Regions from separate parts of the Homo sapiens genome. Here region 1 is linked to region 2. A link is a contact called in ENCODE Hi-C or POLR2A ChIA-PET data. All regions are on one chromosome and are shown on one strand. Each heading gives the region's core, a stretch centred on a gene start or an enhancer-like site at or near the end of the contact. The rest is flanking DNA. Distances are from core to core; before and after follow the strand shown. Region 1 has its middle 140 kb from the start of LINC02227. Region 2 has its middle 100 kb from the start of LINC02227.

Region 1 (3,229 bases), core at 678-3,177, 41 kb before region 2:
AGGCAGCATAACTATGCTCATTTTCTATTACTGTATAACAAACTACCCTCGAAATTTAATAACTTAAAACAACAGACATTTATTATCCCACAATTCCTATGGGTCATGAATTCAAGGAATTAGCTGGATGGTTTTGCCTTAGGATCCCTAAAGAGGTTGCCATTAATATGTGGACTCTGGCTGCAGTCATCTGAAAGCTTGACTGGGGCTGATGGAACTACTTCCAAGATGGTTCATTCACATGGCTATTGGCAAAAGATCTTAGCTTCTTGCCAAATGGGGCTCTCTATACAGTGTCAGTATGAATTAACCACTGGTTTCCCCTAAAGCAAGGAGAGAGAGAGACAGAGAGAGAGAGAGAGAGAGAGAGAGAGAGAGAGAAAACCTAGTCTCCAAGCTCCTATTTTATTTGTCCATCACTGAGACAAGTTTGCACCCAGGGGAAGGTATACATAAAAGCATGAATGCCAGGAGGTGGAATCCTTGGAGGGCATTTTGAAGACTGGCTGACACAGTGCCTTAGTAAGAGTTTTGGGGATATAGCCATGAGCTAAAGGGCCATCTAACTTATAGTCTAAGAGGAGAGACAGACATATATAAAATCATTATGTACCTAAATACATACCAACCAACTAGGCTAAGACAATGAAGAAAAGGTACAGTATGTATGAGAGACATTTAGCAGGAGACCTTAGGAGGAAGTGGAAGGGACAGGGATGCATTTGTGAGGAAGTTACATTTCAGTTGAAACTCAAAGCATGAGTGGTAGTTAACATTAGTTAAAATTATGGTGGTTGCCTCAACATGTTAAACATAGTTTCCTTATCACCTAGCAGTTCTATCTTTAGGTATAAACCCAAGATAAATAAACACATACATCCATACAAAAGCTTGTACATGAATGCCCATAGCGGCATTGTTCATAATAGTCAAAAAATGAAAGTAACTCAAATGTCCATCAACTTGTGAATGGATAAACTAAATGTGGTATATCCATACAATAGGATATTACGTGATGACTAAGAAAAAAACACTGATCCACGGTACAACATGGATGAACCTTGAAAACATTATGATAAGTAAAAGAAGTCATAAACAAAATACGACATATTGGATAATCCTATTTGTTTGAATGTCTGCAATAGGAGACAGAAGAGAGATGCAAAGTAGATTAATGATTTCCTAGGGTTGAGGGAAAATGGAAAGTGAAAGCTTATAGGTAAAAGGGTTTTTTAAAGGGTGATAAAAACGTTTTGAAATAGATGTAATGATGCTTGCACCACTCTATGAATATGCTTGAAACCACTGAATAGTCCACTTTAAGTGGGTGAATTGTGTGTATGTGAATTTTTTTCTTAATAATGAGGTTATAAAAGAGGATGGCTGGAAAAGCTTTGCAGCAGAAGGAACAACTTGAAGTGGAAGAGAATATGGTGTGCAGGAGAAATGGAAAGAAAGTCAATGTGTCTGCAGCACAGAGTAGAGGAGAGAAGTAGTGTTACATGAGGTGGAAACCAGACCCTGCAGGCTTTAGTGACCCAATCAAGGAAGCTGCTCTTAATCGTGAGGGCTATGAGAAGCCACTGAAGGTTTTTAAGCATGAATTTGCCAGATCATATTTGAGGTTTTCAAATTTAATATCATAAATGCCCTATAAAATAAAGCTAATATTTATATCATGAGGTGATTAACGGAGCAGGCAGAATAGTGAAAATCGTATTTTTTATCATTTTCCCTAGAGGAGTGCAGACACTGGAGTTTTGAGATTGTGCTTGAACCGTTAATCGTTAGAAGCAGCATACTTGGTTCACATGCTTTTCATCCACCCTCTGGTGTCCTACATGACTTCATATTGCTCAATGAGGGGACAGGCTAGATGTGGCCACCCTCAGGTGCTGGCCCCATGTTCTCATGTTGCACAGTTTTTGGGATTCTGGGCTTCACCGAGCTCTTTATCCTTGTCCAGATGGCAGAGCAGAGGAAATATCTGGTAAAATGTTAATTCCACCTCATTTAATGCAGCTTACATAGGTGTGGTGTAGTCGAGGCCTCTACAGGAAAAGCTGATTTCAAGTTCTGGCACAAGGATTAGCTGATTCACAAAAGATGTGAGTCTCCGTTTCTTCCCTGCACATCTGTCCTGTCTGCTTTTAATTTGGAAGCACCAGTTTTAATTTAGCGGCAGGACTGTAAACTCCATTTCTGTGAATACAGAATGACATACTTTGTGGAACGGGGGCCTCTGGCCAAGATCTGACTCCTAAGTAATTGATGGCTAGTGACTGGCTGAGAAATGCTCAAATGCAAACACTTCCCATGGCAAAAACCCTGTCGTATCAGCTGGATTACAAACGAGCCTTGCTGGGCTGCTGCCCATTGAAATATAGGCCATGTCTTTAACCACAGTCTCCAAAACCTGGAGGGAGCCTCCAGTTCATTCTAAACATCGATGATCTTTCCAGTCCACAGGTTTCCTTTGTCCTCAGACTTTGTCTGGAGCCTGTGGCCCAATGCACAGATTTCTTCATATTTGGAAGCCAACCATATCGGGAAGGAGGCTTCAGCATTAAGGGTTGTTTTGTTCTGGTGAAAAGGACACTCTTTTCATCACATTTAAAAACCAATTTTTTAAAATCTCACTCATATCCAATATTTTGTGTGTGTGAGAGAGAAAACACAGGCCTAAAGTTACATCACCCTTGTGGTTTGAGAAATCTTTTTCACAATATGTAGACTGTTTTTGGGGCTGGGATTTTTGGAGAAGGGGGAAAAATAGTGGGGCAAGAAGGACAGAGATATGAGACAGAAAATTAAGTCTTTCTGTAAACAAGAAAGAATGGATAAGCAAAGGGAATAAAATGGACAAAACTTCCATGAGTCTGACATCTTCTAGATACAGAGATAGCCGATACAAAATCCCATGATGCCTTTAAAAAATTAATTTAAGTCCACCAGTCTTACATCACCATTGAATCCCTATCACCTGTCATGGTGCCTAGCATATAGTAAGTTTTGATACATATTTTTAAATACATGAATGAGGAAATAAGTAATTATTGCATGCTTACCGTATGCCCAGCACTGCTGTACTCAAAGGGCATGGGAAACATAACTAATGCCACAGGGAAACTTATGGGGAGTCCAGTGTAGAATAATGGTAGGAGGCACAGAGCCCGGAGTTAGCTAGTCCTGGATCTGGGTTTGAGCCCTGCCTCTAACACTTACCAGC
Region 2 (3,511 bases), core at 514-3,013:
GGGTGAAGAGAACAAACTTTATTTACTTTGAATGTTTGCCCCAAACTCCACTTTGTCCTAGTCCTACTAACACTCATTAAAAACCAGCACTATGTATGAGTGCTGTGCCACTGCTGTCTCTGTAACTGGCAGCACTTGCTTAGGGCTCCTAAGATTGGCTCCTTATGGGGTTGGCTTTTTCATGAACTTCGGTGTGAGAAACAGGTAAGTTTCCTACTTCTCTAAGATCTTAATATAGGAAAAATTAGCCAGAAGCTTGTGAGGGGAAGCTAGCCAAGGTGTGTGTTTGCTGGAAATAAAATCAGTGGGCCTTCCAGGGCTGGGGAAATGGACTTGGGGGTATTTCTTCACCATCTGTCCAGTCTCCAGTGTGTCTTGATAGATGGTTTTCCCCTATAACCCATTAGTCACCTCATCCCTCTCTCTGAGCTCTGTTTTTTGAAATATGGTTATCTCATTTGAATAGCAATGAGTAAGTGCATTGGAAGCTACTTGAATGCATTCTGAATGCATTAAACTGGAAACATACAATTCAGTGACATACCTATTGCCAAACTATAGTAAAAGTTGAAGTGATTAAAACAATTTAATGGCATGAACATGCATCCAGAAAGGAAGAGAGAGAGAGAGAGAGAGGGACAGTAATTTTTTCCAGTGCAGCATCAGCCCAGTGGTTGATACTTTGGAAGAAGTGGGTGGAGGCCCTTGCCAAGAGAAAGTGAAATAATTGATGAAGACCCAAAGGAAAATGTCCTTGATCTTGAAGTTATTACTTCATTTCATGAAATACCTTAAAAGTCAGTGAAAGACTACAAAGTCAGAAAGTCAATTGTTTTTTTTCCCCTTGGATACAATTCCAATATGTGCATATAAACACGTCACAGAGTTCTCTTAAAAAAAAGTATAGCTTGGGATCTAGGTCATGCTTTCAAATAGCCTTATTATACCCGTTATGAAGTGGACACTCAGGTATTTGGCTTGGAACTTTTATCCACACCCAAATGGCTGGGTGATTTATAACTTGCTATCCACATTCTCATAGCTGTTTGGTCAATGTTAAAGCCTCAAATTAGGCTTGACGTTTATCAGAAAATACACACACACACACACACTGAACTATCATTCAGCAAATGATGTCATAGGCTAACCACTATTTCCAAGTACCTTTGCACTGGAGCTAGATTCTAGTTATATGTTCTTCCTCCCTCCCTCCCTCTCTCCTTCTCTTTCTCCCTTCCTTCTCTCCCTCTCTCCTGATGTTCTTTCCTTTCTCCCTTCCTTTCTTCTTTTCTTTCTTCCTTTCCATTTTTTTTCTTCTCCCTGTCCCTCTCTCTATTCCCTCCCCTCCTGTTTCTCCTCCTCGTTCTTCTTTTTAACATTCATAGCACGGGAAATAAATGATTGACTTCTTCTTGTCTTATTCCAACTGATTTCATTCTCTTTTGTTTTGGAAATAGTGCTAAAAACCTCAGGAGGAAATGTTTTTTGTTCAGTGACTGATCTTGATACTTCCTGCTTCTTGTCAAGCCAGAAATAGCTCCTCAACAACTGCAACCAGGGAGTAGCAAGAAGTGCGAAAATGAAATAAAAATTTGTGTATTTCTCCGCACAGAAAAAAAATCCATTGTTCATTCATAAATAAATAAATATTGATTGGGCTCCTCTGATGATAGGTCTTGTGCTCATGCTGGGGCTACAGCAACAGACAAAAAAAGAAATGATTCCTCATATCACTGAGCTCAGAGTCCAGTTGATCAATACTTACCTTGAGAAACAGTGCTGTGGACATGGTCTGTTACCCTCCCAGGTAACAGGAGGAACATTTGTTTCTCCACGTGTATCACTATGGGGTCTGGGGGAATTAACACTATCTTCAGCTAATAGTCAAGCCCTAACTGGCCTAAATTGATTAATATAATCTCATCCCTAGAGTACAGTATAGTACAGTTATTGTGTCAGAGATGGACACATGAACTATGTTGGTCCAATCAGAGAGAGTATCTTTGCTTAATGACTAAGGAAGGAGAACCAACTTCTCTCCTCTCTCTCTCTCTCTCTCTCTCCCCCTTTCTCTCCTCATTATCTTCCTCCCCATTCCTGCTGAATGTGAATGAGAAAGCAACAAGTCATACTGTGGCCATGAAGGGGGCCAGGCCTAAAGTGAAAATGGAAAGCAGAAAGAAATCAGGTATTTGGTAACATAGTAAGCTGCTGGATCAAACCCTAGCTAAAGCTTCTTGATGTTCAACTACTTTCTTCATCTATATACAGGTTTTACTTGCATTTCCTACCCCTTAGAGGTAAAAGAATACTGATACACACAGGGATGTATGGCTTATTCAACAATTTGAGAAATACAATATTCTACTCACAAAAATGTTCCATGTAACTGAAATGATACTTTATCAAATATACTTGATTTATTTTTTATAATTATTCTAAATTATACACATTGATGCCTTAAAAATTATACCAAATAAAAGATGTGAGAAGTACTCATATAATCCTAAATACTTCCTCCATGTTCCATAGTACACTGACATCTTTGCAAACTACTGATGTGGATCGAATTGTTGTCTACATGCTAAATATTTCTGAATACCACCCTTTTTTAAAAGCTGCACTTTGGAGTTTTGCAGTTATATTCTTAGCTTCCAGCTTCCACTCTGTGTGAAGATCATGACGCCAACCTTTAATAGCTATTTATTCCATATAAATTACTGCTTCTAAATCTGTTACAAGCTGGGAAACCATATTACTGAGTTTGTTAGAATTGTTTTTAAAACAAGAATGAATGGACACTACGTAAATGCCTTGGGGGCAGGGGGCAGGCAGCAAGTCTCCTGTCTATTACATGTTCTTAACCCTATTGTTGGAACTCTAAGGCTCCATGTAGAGGCCTGAGAAGCCTACACAGGAGATAAGAAAACAGAGCTGTGGGGTCCTGGGAACACCCCCTCCCCATTTCTGCTTCAATCAGCGCATTTCCATTTTTATCTGTTTTATGTAACAGAGTTCTGAAAAAGATTTCATTTGAAATAAAGATTCAATTCTTTAAAGAAAAGAAATGCTCCCCTATACCAGCGTATACGATGGAATACTGTACTAGTTATTTTCAGGTAGAATATTTTCCATAGTAGAGGTAAAGTCTTGGTTTTGGAAACTTACCTACACAATTCCAGTGAAGAGAAATAAGAAATAAGAATTGCAGTCTCTGCCTTGTGGAAAATGGCTTAATTTAGTTTTACTAATGTTGCTTATTCAAATCTCATCTCAACAAAATGCATCTTTGCAATGTCAACAGTCCATTTTGCTCCATTAAATCTAAGGTGTTATGAAGCTATAAGATATAAGGTGTTATGTAAGATATACCATTATTGTATGTAGAATTAAGAAAGAAAAAGCATGGCCAGTTAAACCATACACTGCACATATCCTTTGTGCACCACTTCACCTACAACAGTTCTGTGTAGTGTTTGGCCTGCTTCTGACTGCTTCCTGCCCCAGAATT

Evidence for each region. A loop is a pair of places that touch in the nucleus more often than their neighbours do. ChIA-PET counts read pairs that join two places held with the same protein, here RNA polymerase II (POLR2A). Pooled maps may share reads with other maps.
Region 1: a loop to region 2 is called in a map with no recorded cell type, with 2.2 times the contacts of the local background. The contact joins two enhancer-like sites. A Hi-C loop is called at or near these places in 1 of 168 maps with a recorded cell type or tissue (B cell), 16 of 37 single-sample maps with no recorded cell type and 12 of 50 pooled maps. POLR2A ChIA-PET finds 5 or more read pairs at or near these places in 7 of 52 experiments (GM12878, MCF 10A, OCI-LY7 and 4 more).

Annotation. Positions count from the first base shown.
Region 1 is chr5:158,552,775-158,556,003 of GRCh38, reverse strand. No RefSeq gene overlaps it. Among named protein-coding and RNA genes, the nearest start is that of LINC02227, 140 kb to the right of the region's middle. Within about 2 kb of position 1,927, at least 7 of the 41 ENCODE cell types and tissues checked have a DNase peak (open chromatin) inside an H3K27ac peak, as active enhancers do.
Region 2 is chr5:158,511,688-158,515,198 of GRCh38, reverse strand. No RefSeq gene overlaps it. Among named protein-coding and RNA genes, the nearest start is that of LINC02227, 100 kb to the right of the region's middle. Within about 2 kb of position 1,763, at least 2 of the 41 ENCODE cell types and tissues checked have a DNase peak (open chromatin) inside an H3K27ac peak, as active enhancers do.